Linked DNA regions of Homo sapiens: region 2 is linked to region 1. Evidence: chromatin loops called from intact Hi-C (ENCODE). Cell type or tissue: K562. All regions are shown on one strand. Each heading gives the region's core, and the rest is flanking DNA. Links, peaks and the distances in the headings are about the cores only. Region 1 has its middle 11 kb from the start of OR1K1. Region 2 has its middle 12 kb from the start of OR1J2.

What was found. A loop is a pair of places that touch in the nucleus more often than their neighbours do. Peaks named below come from ENCODE experiments on the same cell type or tissue, not always from the same donor. Only the 100,000 strongest peaks of a DNase experiment are listed, where the experiment ranks them.
Region 2: it touches region 1 in a loop (10-fold over the local background); 11 of 110 quality-filtered maps call a loop at or near these places.

What each region holds. Positions count from the first base shown.
Region 1 is chr9:122,806,530-122,815,529 of GRCh38, forward strand. No RefSeq gene overlaps it. Among named protein-coding and RNA genes, the nearest start is that of OR1K1, 11 kb to the left of the region's middle. RefSeq lists a silencer at 3,882-4,051. In K562, for the core only: a CTCF peak has its summit at 3,988 (motif pointing left); a DNase peak (open chromatin) is centred at 3,952.
Region 2 is chr9:122,494,336-122,503,335 of GRCh38, forward strand. It overlaps a transcript of OR1J2 not described here. Among named protein-coding and RNA genes, the nearest start is that of OR1J2, 12 kb to the right of the region's middle. In K562, for the core only: a CTCF peak has its summit at 4,642 (motif pointing right); a DNase peak (open chromatin) is centred at 4,656; H3K27me3 peaks cover 413 bases.

The sequences.
Region 1 (9,000 bases), core at 1,295-6,294:
GAGAATCACTTGAGCCCAGGAGTCGGAAGGTGCAGTGAGCTGAGATTGCACCACTGCACTCCAGCCTGGGCAACAGAGTGAGACTCCAACTCAAAAAAAAAAAAAACTATCTGTGATATTGGGCTTGTTCGCTTGTGTTTCTCTCATTGCCATGAGAAGGACATGTCCACCTAGTCCCCTGGTCCCAAGACAGGGAAGAGAGACACCTGGGGCAGGGCTGCTGTAGCCAAGGTGATCTAAGCAGAACCCTCAGCTGACCTGCAGATGTACGAGCAAAGACCAGCCAAGATCAGCCAAGCCCCAGCTGTCCCATTGACACATGAGTGATAATGAATGACTCATGTTTTAAACCACTGAGTATTGAGATGGTTTGTTACACCGTCATAGCAAACTGACGCAGCTCCCATAACTATTTCTGATATTTGCCTTTTTCACCGATGCAGTCTGGCTAGCCCCTTCAGTGTCCTGAGGGCTGATTGATCCATCAACATATACTTGCTTTCTCTGTTTGCTTTTGGGGATTTATATGTAAGTATGTCTCCGCCCGCAAGACTAGACCAATCTACCAGGGATTCTTTGAGGGTAAAAGTCAGGTTTTTCCACTGGCCTAGGAACTCCTGGAATAAGGGCCCCAGCTCCCCTTTTTCAATCTCAGGATCACATCCATGTCCTCACTATAGACACTGTTTCCTCTCCTGGTTGCCTTCTTTGGAGGCTGTCATTGAACCCACACACAGATTCAATTTAGACTGGAACATTTTCAGCTAGTCTCTGGTGAGAAGGAAAAATGAAACTGGAAAGGCATTGGTTACTGGAAGGATGACATGAGTAAAACAAATCAAATCACCATTTGTTTGGCAAAGAGCTCAACTTCACCCACACAGACACCACCACCTACTTCATTTTCTCTCCAAGGACCACAGAACAACTGGCAGGTTGTGGAGAAACCATGACCAAGACCATCCCACACACATCACGAAATCACATCACCACAGACCTTGGAAACCATAATGACATGGTAGGAAGTTAACTCAGCACAGGCCAGATGTGGTGCCAGTGGCTTTACATTCCTTGTACTCATAACAATTTAATACTCATAACAATCCATTGTGGCACACATTATTGTCTCCATTTTACAGATGAGAAAATTGTGACTCAATGAGGCAACTTGCCCAAGGCTCCAAGATAAAAATCAGTGGAACTAATATTTGAGCACAGATCTGGCTCTGGGCAGAAATGAGAGATAGCAAAAGCCCTCCCCTCCCCTGTTCTGATTCCAGACCACTCATCATGCATGAGAATCATGTGACATGCTCATGGGAAATGCATTTTTTTTTTTTTTTTTGAGATGGAGTTTCACTCTTGTTGCCCAGGCTGGAGTGCAATGGCGCAACCTCGGCTCACTGCAACTTCCGCCTCCCGGGTTCAAGTGATTCTCCTGCCTCAGCCTCTCAAGTAGCTGGGATTACAGGTGCCCACCACCACGCCCAGCTAAATTGTTTGTATTTTTAGTAGAGACAGAGTTTCACCATGTTGGTCAGTCTGATCTCAAACTCCTGACCTCAGGTGATCCACCGGCCTTGGCCTCCCAAAATGCTGGGATTACAGGCATGAGCCGCCGCACCCAGCCAAAATTGTTTTTTAAAAAGGAAATGGGATAAGGAAAGGCTGGATGGGCTGGAGGTGCTTCCAGGCAGGTAGAGAACTCTTTGGCGTACCAAGATGATGACAAGGAACTGAGGCCTTGGGAGTAGAGGGAGAGCTACATCAAAGACAAAGCCACAGAGTAAGAGCTGCATTTCCTGACCACCAACTACAGTAGTCTGCTCAGCTGCCCTAAAAAAATACCACAAACTGAGTAATGATAGAAATATATCTTGTCACAGTTCTTGAGGCTGGAGGTCCACCAACACCATGGTGCCATAAGGGTTGGTTTCTGGTGAGGGATCTCTTCCTAACTTGTAGACAGCTGCCTTCTAGCTGCATCCTAGCATGTATCTGCTCTGTGCACATGCAGAGAGCAAGGGAGCTCTGGTGTCTCTTCTTTTAAAGACAGTGGTCTTACTGGATTTGGTCCCCACCCTTATGACTCATTTAACCTTAGTTACCTCCTTCAGTGGCCCTATCTCCAAATACAGTCACTTTGGGGGTTTGGGAATTTGGGCTAGGTTGGGGACGGTTCAGTCCATAACACCAACTATGGGGCAGGCACCCTTCAACTGTTTCCAAGAGCCTCTTTTGATAAACATTATTATTGCCTGTTCATGGGTAAGGCTTCCCAGACAGTGGTAAAATTCTGAGTTCTGAGCTCTGAGTTCCTAGGTTTAAGTTCTAACTTTACTATGTACTAACTGGTTGACCTTGGGCAAATCATTTAACTAAAAAATGAGGAAAATAATATAGCTCTGAAGTGGTGAGAATTATCTAAGAAATAAATATAAACTGCTTAGAAGCCAGGCATGGTGGCTCTCACCTGTAATCTCAGTACTTTGGGAGTCCCAGGTGGAAGGATTGCTTTAGCCCAGGATGTAGGGAGACCCCCTGAAACTATTGCTACAGAATAAAAGATGAAATGCTCCTGATTATTGTAAATACAAAATTGCATGCTGGATTGTGTAAAGACAATGCCAGGTTGGACTGCCAGAACGAGCCAACAGCGCGTGATGTGCTTCCCCCTGCAGAGAACCTATGAATGGACGTGCAGTCAGGGAGGTTTCACATCACCAAGATTCCTATCCCAGAAAAGTAGATGTTCATAGCTCTGGGAATGGAATGGAACCCTTGTGGAAAGCCTATAAACGGATGCATGGGGGGGCGCCTGTCCATATGGATAAGATAGGGCTATAAATGCCCTCATCTTGCCACAGCTCTTCCAGGCCTCTTTAGGGTTAGGGCATACTCCCTTCTGAGAATTTCTGGTCTAACCGGTTCTCTAGCTTCACGTCCTGTTTCTATGGATTGTTTGTAACCAGCTTTTGTTGCAATTGTTACTACTGATTAATAGCTTGCTAATCATAGGTTACGGAAAGATTGTGTTTCTGTTTTAAGGCTCTGTTAGAAATTACTGATGCATGCACTATATTGTAAATTCTTATCTCTGTATACCGTACTTCTACGTACAAATGTACTGTACTTCTACATACAAATGTTATTACTTCATCCCCATGTGACCATCTCACCTCATAATCAAATGACCCTAAATCCCTCACTAACCCACCCCCGCTGTCACTAAACTTAATAATAAATGCTGGTATATCCAGTGCATTGTTGGCACCACGGGACCAGAAGGCGGTGACCCCCCCTGGACTCAGCTTTCACTATCTTGTGTGTGTCTATCATTTCTCAACCTGCCGATCCACCTGGGAACAAAGAGAGAGCCCCGTTGCACTGCAGGCTGCTGGCCAGATCCCACAATACCAGGAATTTGAGGCTGCAGTGATCTATGGCTGCACCACTGCATTCCAGTCTTGGCAACAGAGCAAGACCCTGTTTCAAAAAACAAAACAAAACAAAACAACAGACTGAAAAACAAAGTGCTTCCTTACTCTCACTATGACAGGTCTAGGGGACACAGGTAGTAAGTCACTGGAAACAAATGGTGGGATTGGGATTTGAAACAAAGATTGTACTCTTAACTAAGAAGCTATGTCTCCTCGAGTCACCCACCTTGCAGCATCTTGGGGCTGGTGGGTGCCGCCTGCCTTCCTGTTCTCTTCTGTCTGTTTTTTTCTCCCCCTTAGTTGACCATGATCTGAAAGTCAAGTGTATATATGTTGTCTTCATCAAATACCATTTTGTTTGCTTTGTTACTCATTATTTAAAGTGTGTGTATTTAACATTTTCCCGTTCTCATTCCTAAAAACAAATTCTCTAACATTATTCTTACATGGTGCTACGTATCTCCCTCAGGCCCCTACTCTGCAGTCTGTAGCACAGCGTCCATAATGGGAGCAAAACAATTCATTCCTTCTCCTCTGCTGCCACCGCGTGGCCATTTTGCATTATAACCCGCATTTCTGCAAAGTAACCAGGAGGTAACAACCTCTTTGGCAAGGCTGAGGATTTAACTTGATCTTGTTTGTTACCTGGTTCTCAGTGAGCATAGGTAGTAGACGTCTAATTAAAAATATGTAACATTTATGGAAACATGATATAAGAGATGATCTTCTGCCCTATTGTGGTGAATTCCAGCCTACTCATGTTGCCTTGGGGATTTTCCCCACTGAAGGAGCATATATTAACTGATGCCAGCTCAGATCAGAGATCAGAGATGACAGGACACAGTCCCTGTCCCCAAGGAAATACTAGTCTGGTCTGTAAACAAATCCAGTTCAACTTTGGCTACCACACACGCTGAAGACAGAGTTACCCTACAGAAAAGAGAGACAGAGCTATTCAAGTCACCAGGATTTCCCATCTCACACTTCGGAAAAACTTTAAATATTTCTTTAAGTTGAATTAAAATAATAGCATGATGACAACAATAGATAATTTATTGAGACATTTCTATGTGTTAAGCAAGGTGCAAAGTGCGTTCTGAGTATTAACCCATTGACCTCCTTTTTTCTGAGATGGAATCTCACTCTGTTGCCCAGGCTGGAGTGCAGTGGTGCAATCTCAGCTCACTGCAACCTCTGCCTCCCAGGTTCAAGCGATTCTCTTGCCTCAGCCCCCCAAGTAGCTGGGATTACAGGCGTGCGCCACCATGATCAGCTAATTTTTTGTATTCAGTAAAGAGGGGGTTTCACCATTTTGGTCAAGCTGATCTGGAACTCCTGACCTCAGGTGATCCGCCCGCCTCAGCCTCCCAAAGTGCTGGGATTACAGACATGAGCCACCGTGCCCGGCCCCATTGACCTCTTATCCCAACTACTGTTATCCCCCTTGTACAGGTGGGAAAATGGAGGCAAGGCTAGTGTTGGATGGACCCAGGTTTTGAGCCCCCATTTTCTTAACCAGTGTTGCCATCACCTGTAGGAAGACATGTCACAGTATGACTGCCTCTCTCTGAAGAGACAGCAAAGACTTAGGATCCAGAGAGGATGTGAGGTTTGAGCTGAATTTTCAAGGATAAATAGGATTTATTTGAGTTGACAAGGGGAAATTGGTTTTTTTTTGGGGGGGGGGTTGTTTGTTTGTTTTTTGAGACGGAGTCTCGCTCTGTCGCCCAGGCTGGAGTGCAGTGGTGCGATCTCGGCTCACTGCAAGCTCCGCCTCCCGGGTTCACGCCACTCTCCTGCCTCAGCCTCCCAAGTAGCTGAGACTACAGGCGCCCGCTACTACGCCCGGCTAATTTTTTGTTTTCGTATTTTTCGTAGAGACGGGGTTTCACCGTGTTAGCCACGATGGTCTCGATCTCCTGACCTCGTGATCCGCCCGCCTTGGCCTCCCAAGGTGCTGAGATTACAGGCATGAGCCACCGCGCCCGGCCGGAATTGGGATCTTAAAGCCCTTTTTTAATAAGTGGGATCAGGGTTTTGTAGAGGATGGATAGTTTAAAAAAAAAAAAACAAAAAACTGATGACCTCTATGGATCTAAGGAATGTTTGCTAGGTGCCTCACCATGCTAAGAACTTTAGCTCATTGAACACTTCCAGCCACCCTGTGAGATAGTTGCTATGATTATCCTCACTTGGGAGATCACAGCTCAGAGACACCAAGAAATTTAACCACAAGCATTCACAATCCAAAATAAATTCTTGGAGTGGAGGGAATCAATGGGAGTGAGGCTTCTCTGAGAACACAACTTCATATTCTGTTGGCTTTTAAACTGGGTAAATGTTTTATATGCTCAAAAAGGTGGAACCAAAAAGGATGTATTGGAAAAAAAAAAAAAAGCAAACGCTAGGTCAAACACAGTGGCTTACGCCTGTAATCCCAGCACTTTGGGAGGCTGAGGCAGGAGGATCGCTTGAGCCCAGGAGCTTGAGGTTGCAGTGAGCTGTGATTGCGCCACTGCACTCCAGCCTGGGCAACAAAGTGAAACGCTGTCTCTTAAAAATGAAATGAAATTAAAATAAAGAAAATCACCTTTACGCATACCCCCAATGTAATAATTTGGTTCAGGCAAGGATGCCAAGACTATTAGGTGAAACGTTATTGTAAGAAGAGGATATTCACACAGTCTCAAAGTATCACAACACAGATTTCTTTCTGCTAACAAAGGGGAAATAATTTTACTATATGAAGATTTGTCATTCACCACCTTAACCAAGTGATTAAACTTAGCATCATCAAGCTGACATCAGATACTCCCTGACTTATGTAGTAAGAACTACACAACATCACCTCTGGTGATTGTATTATTGCCAGAAATAAGGAAACAATCTGAGAAGCCAGAAATTGGAGCATTTTTTATGACAGTTGGCCTGGATTCTTTAAAAAGCCTCAGCAGAAGGGTGGCCAGGCTGCCAGGTGGCTGGGCATGATGGACCCAGCTGCCGGTCTAGCCCTTCCTTATGCCCAGGCTTAGACCCATCCCCAGTCACCTAAATGAATAAATGGTTAAAAGTCACTGATAAGGCTGGGTGTGATGGCTCACGCCTGTAACCCCAGCACTGTGGGAGGCCTAGGCCGGCAGATCACTTGAGGTCAGGAGTTCGAAGCCAGCCTGGCCAACATAATGAAACCCCACCTCTACTAAAAAAAAAAAATACAAAAATTAGCCACATGTGGTGGTGCACACCTGTAATCCCAACTACTCAGAAGGCTGAGGCAGGGGAATCGCTTGAACCTGGGAGGCAGAGGTTACAATGAGCCGAGATCATGCCACTGCACTGCCAGCCTGGGCATGGGCAACAGAGCAAGACTCCATCTCCACAGGAAAAAAAAAAAAAAAAAGACTGATATGAGCCAGGCATGGTGGCTCACCCTGTAATCCCTGTACTTTAGGAGGCTGAGGCAGGTGGATGGCTTGAGCTCAGGAGTTTGAGACCAGCCTGGGCAACATAGTGAGGCCCCGTCTCTACAAAAAATACAAAAATTAGCTGGGCACAGTGTTCCACACCTGTAGTCCCAGCTACTCAGTTGACTGAGGTGGGAGGATGGCTTGAGCCAAGGAGGTGGAAATTACAGTGAGCCAAGCTCACACCACTGCACTTCAGCCTGGGCAACAGAGCCAGACCCTGCCTCAAAAACAAATCACTGATATGAGAAACAAGAACAAAGGCAAGGGGACTATACTAGCTTAAGAGACTAAAGTCACAAAAATGAAATGTGTGAACTTGATTGCGTCCTGAATTTTTTTCAAAGAATATTAAAGAAATTTTGGGAACAAATAGAGAAAATTGATATGAACTGTGTTTTAGATATTGTTGAATTACTGTTTATTCTCTTGAGTGTAACAATGGTATTTTGGTTATACAGGATCAAGACCCTTTTCTTAGGAGAGTCAGTGAAGTATTTAGGAGCAAAGTCAAGATGTCTGCAAACTTACATCTCAATAGTTCCGCCAGGCGCAGTGGCTCACGCCTGTAATCCCAGCACTTTGGGAGGCTGAGGCGGGCGGATAACGAGGTCAGGAGATCAAGACCATCCTGGCTAACACGGTGAAACCCTGTCTCTACTAAAAATACAAAAAATTAGCCGGGTGTGGTGGTGGGTGCCTGTAGTCCCAGCTACTTGGGAGGCTGAGGCAGGAGAATGGCGTGAACCCAGAAGGTGGAGCTTGCAGTGAGTCGAGATCGCGCCACTGCACTCCAGCCTGGGTGACGGTGAGACTCCGTCTCAAAAAAAAAAAAAAAGTTCCACAGAAAACAGAGATAAACAAATGCAGCAAAATATCAACTTTTGATGAAGCCACGTGAAAGATATACAGATGTTAATGGTAATATTCTTTTCAGTTTCCTATAGGTTTCAACGTTTTCCAAATAAAAGATTAATAATTAACTAATACAATGTGAGAGTCTGAAGCATCTGACGAAATCATCTAGCCAGATGCGTGGCTCACACCTGTAATCCCAGAACTTTGGGAGGCTGAGGCAGGAGGATCGCTTGAGCCCAGGAGTTTGAGACCAGCTTGGGCAACAAAGTGAGACACTCCACTCTACAAAAAATAAAAAATTAGCCAGGCACAGTGGCATGCACCTGTAGTCCCAGCTACTCGGCAGACGGAGGCAAGAGGATCCCTTGAGCCCAACGGTTCAAGATTACAATGAGCTGTGATTGCGCCACTACACTCCAGCCTGGGTAACAGAGCAAGACCCTGTCCCGAGGGGGAGGAAAAAAAAAAAAAGATCATCTAGTTCAACTCCTCACTTTACAAATGGGGAAATGAGGCCCAGGAGAGGAAGAGATGTATCTGAGGGCACTTAACTAGTTACTGAAAGAGCCAGAGTCCACATTAACTATTCTCCCTATTGCTGTCACTTGTAGTGGGACACGGGTGGCAGTGTGTGGAGGAAGGAGCCTAAGAGATGGATTTTGGGAGGGAGGACTCTCTTGAGTCATGGTAGGAAGGAGATGCCCCTCAACAGGGGCACATTGTGGGTCACTGCCACAGCTGAGACAGGAGGAGATTCTGGCCTGAAACACAGGCAGAATTGAGAGACCCAAGGCTCCATCAGCTCAACTCCTTTTCGCTCTTTGAATTCTCTTCTTGGCCGGTCGCGGTGGCTCACACCTGCAATCCCAACACTTTGGGAGGCCGAGGCAGCCAGATCACCTGAGGTCGGGAGTTCGAGACCATCCTGGCCAACATGGTAAAAACCTGTCTCTACTAAAAATAAAAAAATTAGCCTGGTATGGTGGCACGTACCCGTAGTCCCAGCTACTCAGGAGGCTGAGGCAGGAGAATCGCTTGAACCCGGGAGGCAGAGGTTGCAGTGAGTTGAGATCACGCCACTGCACTCCTGCCTGGGCGACAGAGCTAGGCTCTGACTCAAAAAAATAAATAAAAATAATGAAATAAATAAATGAGTAAAAATAAATTATCTTCTTTATTTCCTTCCTCTATTCTCTCCACTGTCTTTCAATGTTTCTATTTTATTGTCACTTGATCAG
Region 2 (9,000 bases), core at 2,083-7,082, 310 kb before region 1:
GTAATTGTTTTATAAACTTGGGAGCTCCAGCGTTAGGTACATATACATTTAAAATTGTGATATTTTCTTGTTGGACTAGTCCCTTTATCATTATATAATGTCCCTCTTTGTCTTTTTTAACTGCTGTTTCTTTAAAGTTTGTTTTTTCTGATATAAGAAAAGCTATTCTTGCTTGTTTTTGGTGTCCATTTGCATGGAATATCTTTTCTACCCCTTTACCTTAAGTGTATGTGAGTCCTTATGTGCAAGGCGAGTCTCCTGAAGAGAGCAGAAACTTGGTTGGTGAGTTCTTATCCACTCTGCCGTTCTCTATCTTTTAAGTAGAGCATTTAGGCCATTTACATTCAATGTTAATATTGAGATATGAGGCAGTATTCTGTTCATCATGCTATTTGTTGCTGAATACTTGGTTTTATTTTCATGGTGTTATTGTTACGTAGGTCCTGTGAGATTTATCCTTTAAGGAGATTCTATTTTGGTGTATTTTAAGGATTTGTTCCAAGATTTAGAGCTCCCTTTAACAGATCTTGTAGTACTGACTTGGTAGTGGTGAATTTGCTCAGCATTTGTTTGCCTGGAAAAGATTGTATCTTTCTTTCATTTATGAAGCCTAGTTTTGCTGGATACAAAATTCTTGGCTGATAATTGTTTTGTTTAAGGAGGCTAAAAATAGGACCCTAATCCCTTCTAGTTTGTAGGGTTTCTGTTGAGAAATCTGCTGTTAATCTGATAGGTTTTCATTTATAGGTTACCTGATGCTGTTGCCTCACAGCTCTTAAGATTTTTTTCTTCATGTTGGCTTTATATAACCTGAAGACTATGTGCCTAGGTGATGATCTTTTTACAATCAGTTTCCCAGGTATTCTTTGAACTTCTTATATTTGGATGTCTAGATCTCTACCAAGGCTGGGGAAGTTTTCCTTGATTATTCCTTCAAATATGTTTCCCAAAATTTTAGATTTCTCTTCTTCCTTGGGAACACCAATTATTCTTAGGTTTGGACATTTAACATAGTCCCAGACTTCTTAGAGGCTTTGTTCATTTTTTAAAAATTATTTTTTCCTTGTCTTAGACAGATTGAGTTAATTCAAAAGCCTTGTCTTTGAGCCCTGAAGTTCTTTCTTCTGCTTGTTTGATTCTATTGTTGAGACTTTCCAGTGTATTTTGCATTTCTCTATGTGTGTCCTTGATTTCCAGAAGTTTTTTTTTAAAATGTATGCCATCTATTTCACTGAAGAATTTTCCTTTCGTATCCTGTATCATGTTTTTGATTTCTTTAAGTTGCACTTCACCTTTCTCTGATGCCTCCTTGATTAGCTTAATAATCGAACTCCTGAATTCTTTTTCTGGCAATTCAGAGATTTCATCTTGGTTTGGATCCATTGCTGGTGAGCTGGTATGATCTTTTGGGGGTGTTAAAGAACCTTGTTTTGTTGTATTACCAGCATTTTTTTCTGGTTCCTTCTTGTTTGGGTAGACTATGTCAGAAGGAAGATCTGGGATTCAAGGGCTGCTGTTCAGATTCCTTTGTCCTACCGGGTGCTCCCTTGATGTGGTGCTCTCCCCCTTCCCCTAGGAATGGGGCTTCCTGAAGCCAAACTGTAGTGATTGTTTTTCCTCTTCTAGGTTTAGCCATGCAGTGGAGCTACCAGGCCCTGGGATGGTACTGGGGAGTATCTACAAAGAGTACTGTGATTTGATCTGTCTTCAAGTCTTGCAACGTGGGTACCAGCACCTGCTCTGGTGGAGGTAGTAGCAGGGAATGAAGTTGACTGTGTGAGGGTCCTTGGTTGTGTTTTTATTTAGTGTGTTGGTTTTGTGTTGGTTGAACTCCAGCAAGTAGGTGGTGCTTTCAAGAGCACATCAGCTGCAGTCCTATGGGGAGGATGCAAACTTGCCCTAGGGACACCTAGTTAAGCATTCAGGTTTCTCAGGTGGGCAGGGCCATAGAGCTACCAAGAGATTATGACCTTTGTCTTCAGCTACAGGGTGGGTTGAGAAAGACCACCAGGTGGGGGCAGGATGGAAGTGTCTGAGCTTAGACTGTCCTTGGGTGAGGCTTGCCGCGGCTTCTGTGGGAGTCGCAGGTGGTTCCTAGGCCAATGGAGTTATATTCCCAGGGGGATTATGGCTGCTTCTGCTATGTCATACAGGTATGAATCCCAAATATCTGAGACGGTCTCAGTTAATTTAGAACATTTATTTTGCTAAGGTTGAGGACATGTGCCTGAGACACAGCCTCAGGTAGTTCTGATGACACGTGCCCAAGGTGGTCAGAGCACAGTTTGGTTTTATACATTTTAGGGAGACATGAGACATCAAGTAACATATGTAAGATGAACATTGGTTTGGTCTGGAAAGGTGGGACAACTCAAAGCAGGGAGGGGGCTTCCAGGTCATAGTAGATAAGAGACAAATGGTTGCATTTTTTGAGTTTCTTATTAGCCTCTCCAAAGGAGGCAATCAGGCATGCATTTATCTCAGTGAGCAGAGGGGTGACTTTGAATAAAATGATAGGCAGGTTTGCCTTAAGTAGTTTCCAGCTTGACTATTCCCTTTAGCTTAGTGATTTTGGGGCCACAGGATTTATTTTCCTTTCACACAGGTCACCAGAGAAGTGGGGGAAAGCCGGCAGGTGAGAAAGACTCACCCTGCTCCCACGCAGCATGCATCCTAAAGGCCAGTCTTACTCACACCATGTCTCCTTCCCCCCTGTACATCCCGACAGCACTGAGTCTATTTCCAAGCAGCAGGTGACCAGGGCTAAGAACTTTCCCAGACCACAAGCCTTCCTGTTGAGAAAGCAAGCAGACTCACAGTTTTTTGGCATCTCAGGGAGCCTGCAGCAGTGATCCAGTTCCTTCAAAGGGTCTGTGGATTCTCTTGACTTTCCTGGTATGTTCTTGTAGATAGTTCTTGGAACAAAATTTCAGGATGTGAGTCCCCACGTGCTTCTCTGTCCATCAGAGTGGGAGCTGCAAGTTAGTCCTGCCTCCTATCTACCATCTTCCTCCCGATATTGGCCTATTCAGTGTTTCAATTTCTTCCTGATTCAATCTTGGGAGATTGCATAGTTTCAGGAATTTATCTATTTCCTCTAGATTTTCTAGTTTGTGTGTGTAGAGGTATTCGTAATAGTCCCTGAGGATCTTTTGTATTTATGTGGGATTAGTTGTAATGTCACCTTTGTCATTTTTTATTGTGCTTATTTGGATCTTCTCTTTTTTTTGTTAATCTAGCTAGTGGTCTATTGGTATTTTTTATTCTTTCAAAGAACCAACTTTTGGTTTCATTTATTATTTGTATGCATTTTTGGGTCTCAGTTTCATTCAGTTTTGCTCTGATTTTGCTTATTTGTTTTCTTCTGCCATCTTTAGGGTTAGTTTGTTCTTGTTTTTCTAGTTCCTCTAAGTGTGATGTTAGGTCATTAATTTGAGGTCTTTCTAACTTTTTGAGGTAGGCATTTAGCGCTATAAACTTTCCTGTTAATACTGCTTTTGCTGCAGTGTTTGTGGCTTTCCAGAGATTTTGGTATGTTGTGTCTCTATTTTCATTTATTTCAAAGAATTTTTTTATTTCTGCCTTGACTTCATTGTTTACCAAAAAGTTATTCAGGAGCAAGTAATTTAACTCTCATGTAATTGTGTGGCTTTGAGAAATCTTCTTGGTATTAATTTCTATTTTTATTCCATGATGGTTTGAGCATATGATTGGCATGATTTGGGTTTTTTTTTTTTTATTATTGAGATGTGCTTTACAGCCAAGCGTGTGGTCAATCTTGGAGTAGGTTCTATGTGCAAATGAGAAGAATGTATATTCTGTGGTTGATGTATACCTCTCTAGCAATATTAGAAAAGTTTTCTTGAATTATTCCCTCAAATATATTTTCCAGGTTGTTTGTTTGTTTTTTTCCTTCTTCCTCAAGGATGCCAATAATCCATAGGTTTGGTCACTTTATGTAATCCCAAGGACTTTGCTCATTAAAACAAATTTTTAAAAATTATTTTTTCTTCATTTTTATTAGACTAGGTTGATTCAAAAACCTGATCTTCAAGCTCTAAAATCTTTATTCTGCTTGGTCCAGTCTATTGATGAAGCTTTCACTTATGTTTTGAAATTCTTTAAGTGAGTTTTTCAACTCCAGAAACTCCGACTGATTTCTTTCTAAGGGGTTTATCTCTTCTTTCATTTCCTGGATAGCTTTAGAAGATTTTTTGTGTTGATTTTCAACCTTGCCTTGAATCTCATTAAACTTTTTTGAAATCCATCTTTGAATATTTTATCTGTCATTTCTGAGATTCCATTTTGGCTAGGGACCTCTGCTGGAGATCTAGTGCAATCCTTTGGTGGTGTCACTACATTCAGATTTTTCATGGTGCCAGAATTCTTGCACTGGTTCCTTTTCATCTGGAGATGCTGGCACTTCTAATTTTTGTGATTATTTTTGTGCAGATAGGATTTTTTCCTTTTCTTTCTTTCCCGTTAATGTTATTATTTATTATTTCCCTTTTCTCCTCTCCCCATGAGGTGTAACTGTAGAGAATACTGGGGGGTAGGGTATTTTGGCATTGCTTCTGTAGCTCCATGTGCTTCTTTTGGCAGATTTTATATTGGGCTGTGCAGTTCATCCCACAAGCCTATAGATGGCACTATAGGTAACAGCTGGCTGCAGCCAACAAGGTTGGGTCTGTACTTAATCCTTGTTTACTGGCAGAAGCTCCCTCTTGCCTCAGGCAATGATCTGATTTGAGGAATGCACAGTAGTCTGAGCTCCCTGCCCAGGCCTGTGGGTTGAGCCATGAAGGACAGGGCTGGACTGGGCAGGTTTACCTGCGGGTCCCTTGATGGCAGGCGTAAGAACCAATGCCAATGGAGAATCCAGTGGGTGGCCACCAGGATCCCAGAGGTGTGTCTAGGTGTGGAGCAGGGAAACCTCCTTAGTTCCAGGTTCTCTGCATGGGGACAGGGGGCTGCCTAAGCTTTTAATCCAGGAGAGTAAGGGCTCAGATCCCTGGAGATTTGCCTGGCATGAAGCAGAGGGGAACCCCCTAAACCAATATCTCTGCACAGGAGGGATGTGGCATCTCAGGCCGCTGAACCAGGCAAACAGGTGCTTTGAATGCCTGGAGATCTGCCTGGGCATGGATCAGAGAGAGCCCCTGTGCACCAAGATCTCTGCACAGGAGGGGTGGAGGCAACTCAGGTTGCTGGATGAAGCAAGAAGGTGTTCTGACTGCCTGGAGATCTGCCTGGGCATGTAGCAGTGGGGTCTCCCTGCACCAGGATCTCTGCACAGGAAGAATAGGGTGGGTCAGGCTGCTGATCCAGGTGAACAGGTGCTCTGAATGCCTGAAGATCTGCCTGGCTGTGGAGAAGGGAAGAGCCTCGCTGCACCAAGATCTATGTCCAGGAAGGGTTGGGCAGCTCATGCTGCTAGTCTGGACAAACAGGGACCCCAAATGCTTTGTTTTCTGCCTGGAAGTGGAGCAGAGAGGGCCCTGCTGCACCACGATCTCAGGGGAGCAGGGTGGGGCACCCATCAATGGCACACATAGATCAGTTTCAGGGCACCAAGCTGGCCTTGGCTGCAAGTGTTGCTGCCCAGGAGAAGCCACAGCTGTAGCAGCTCTCCTCCCACTGCAGGCTTGCAACAGGAGCACAATTATAGCACCTACTGCTGAAACACTTTCCATAGTTCTGGCTGTAGAGGTCGTTACTGTGTTCTAGAGCAGGTGCTCCAATTTCTGGCCTTAGACTAAAATGCTTGCACAGCCACACTGTCAAAGAATAGCTGACTTTGTATGCACTTGGATTAAAAATGGCATCCTGCTGTCAGTCCTGGGTCTGGGAAAATGTCTGCAGTTTTTTTGGTGTGTTTTCCTCACAGTGTCTCCAAGCTTCTCCCCAAGTTAACTCCAGGGCTTGAGAGAAGCAAAATTGTCTCTCTCAGCCTGGGTTGCTCAGATCTCCAGTGGATAGGGGAGTCACAGAGGGAGGCTCTCTGCCTCTCTCACGTACTGGAGCTTTACTCACTTTTAGCAGCTGGATGCAGTCACAGGGTCCATTTGCCAGCATTCCCCTCTCTGGGATCTGGGGTGTGCTTCATGATTCTGGTGGATTCTCATTTTCCTTCTTGAATTAAAGTGCACAGAGTTGATCTCTATGTACTATCTTGCTATTTCCAAGTGGCTATGGCACTAGATTTAACATTTTTTAGGTAAAGGAATTTCCGATTTCATGATATGGCCATGAGAAAAGATGACTAAACTGCAAGGGAGGTCAAGGTCATTGAAGATGAGGTCAAAGACTAAAGCTGTTATGACGGTGAATGGTTCACTTAAGCAAATGTTGAAGGCACTCAAGTTGATAGCTAATTTGTAGGGGAGAAGTCAACTGTGATCTAGGTGCCACCATCTGTAACAAAATAGGAGTCACTGAAGTTTGATCGTTGATGGTATAGGCTTTGACTTTTGAAAGTTTCTACAGTTTTGCTCAATACTGAAAAAAACTTTATGCAGAAAGATGTCTAATTACAGCATAATTTTAAGAGATAAGAATTAGTTACAAACTAGTTTCCGTGAATAAGGGAAAGGTTAAGGGAACTATTATACATATTCATTGGAAGTAATATTACATAGTCATTAAAATGAGGTTTATGAAAAACATAATTTTTGAAAGAACACAATAAAAATGATATATAGGCAGGTTTACAGTTATTTGCGAAAGGCAGATTATTATTTTTTAAAAACCTGCACATGCTCCAAAATGTTAATAAAAGCTATATTTTGCTGTTGGGATTAGAGGCATTTGTGTATTTTAAAAATATTTGTCTGCCATCACATTTATATAATCATGTTTTTCTTTTATAAGTAATAAAGACATTGGACAGTTTTGTGAACCGTTGTTGAATTTCATAGGAAAGACTATGGTCCAGGAAGAAAGTTTGTCCAAGGGTTGACAAAATTCAAGAAGAAGAAGGCAGCTGCCCCTGTAGACACTACTGCTGTGTCTTCTTGGTCTTTGTGCTGATTGCTCTTCTCCCAATCACCACCCACCACAGGCATTAAGCATCCTCACATAGGACCCTGAGAATCAAGGCACAAAACCTTCAATGGACAAGTTTCCGAAGCCTCAGGGAACAGTTCCTCTCCTCAAAATAACCTTCAGCCAACAAGCACATGCTTATTCCTACTATAAAACAGTTTATATCTTACTGCTATATGAGGCCTTAGCCCTTCTTAATACGTGCCGAGAGAAAAGAAAGTAAGATTTTTTTTTTCATTCACTCCTGAATTTTTAGACTTTAGTGTTGGGCACATAGAGATCCACTTAAAAATGTTTACTGAGTTACAGAGAATGAAAGAACATTGTTTCCTGACAAATAGCCAATAATAAAAAATTATTATTAAGTTACAGAAGTTTAGTTTGTATTGCTCCAGAAGTCAACTCTAAACCAAGAATTAAGGGCAAGTCGTTTATTTGAGAATCAAAGGAAACAGCAATAGGAGAGTGGGAAAATAAGACAGGGAAAAGTGAGGAGTAAAGGAGGTCAACAAAATTATCACCTGGTAACTGAAGCTGATCCCACTGAGAAAACACTAGACTCCAACACACCTCAGATTTTTCCACCCTGCAGGTGAGTGAGCTGGGGGATTCATGTATGAACTCCTGTCTGTTTGTAACCGAGGACTGATGGATATGGTAGTGGTGGATAGACAGAACAAATTCTCCAGCACTTCTAGCTTGCTATCTGTGTAAACAAACTGGGCTCCAGTGGCCAGAGAAAACCCTTAAGAAAGGAAATAAAAATTCTGATAGTTGAAGCTCTGGACAGAATGCACTGAAGCAGTAAGGTAAATAGTTATGAGTGGGGAGTTCTCAGAGTCTGTGACATTCACGTCCTTCATTGTTCAGATCCATTCATGTCTTATTACAGATTCTTGCAGATGGTGGCCAACCTAATTTTCTTTAAAAAAAAATCACCAGAGAATTAGATGGGTGTAATGCAATTTATACTGCTTCAGTTGGTCTCAAGGCTGCAACTTAAATTCACCATCTCACTTCTCCACCATCCATCCTTGATTCCCCTTACTTTGTTCATTAGAACACGTACCTTGTTCCAGGATGCTTGTCTGGAGGAATCACGCAGACCTTCATCTCTGAGGATGCTGAGGCCTTGGAAGATCATGGTTGCTGCAAGAGCAGCCAATGGGCATGAAAACACCAAAAAGTGTTCCAGTGAATCCCTAGAATTCCAGACGTTTCTCTGCCTTCATTATGTAGCAGAACCTTCTCATGATAAGTTGTTAAGTAGGGTCAAGTAACCTGCCAACATAGTACTTTTTTTTTTTTTCTGCAGGTCTACTAACAGAAGGAATTCAAATGATTAAGGAGTAACCATATCTTTAGGCTTAGTGGAATCTTTACTGTGTTTCCTGGTAGGAGTATCCAGGATCTGGAATTCCAGTTCAGCAGAGCAAAAAGTTCAAGATACCAGAAACATAAATGCCTCCAAGACAGTGATCAGGAAGTATGGTAAGAGGGGCCACTCCTTCCACTTTTCAGTTCCTAGTCTAAATGCATTCTTCTTATGGAGGACCTAATACCTTATAATGGTCATTGGTTCAAAGAACATATTGCATCTTGAAGAATAGTATTCCAACCCTCCAGGAGATCATCTACAGGTGGTTGCCTTAGTTGATGTTTTAAGAGGACATTCCAATATTCTGTCAAACCAATTTAAGTGATGTGGTATATGATAGGAGCAAAGAGCTTTATAGCTGTATATGCATTGTACCACCTCCTTCACAATGTGAGATGATGTCATGTGGGATATGATGATAAATGAGATCTTGAATAGTGGTAGTGGCTAAGGCATGGCGGAGGGAAAGGAAAATCCAAAACAAGAGTATCTGAAAATCCCAGTGAACATGAATCATTGCACTCAGGTCTGAAAGGTGTTGAATGTAATTAACTTGTCCCAGTAACCATTTGGTCCCC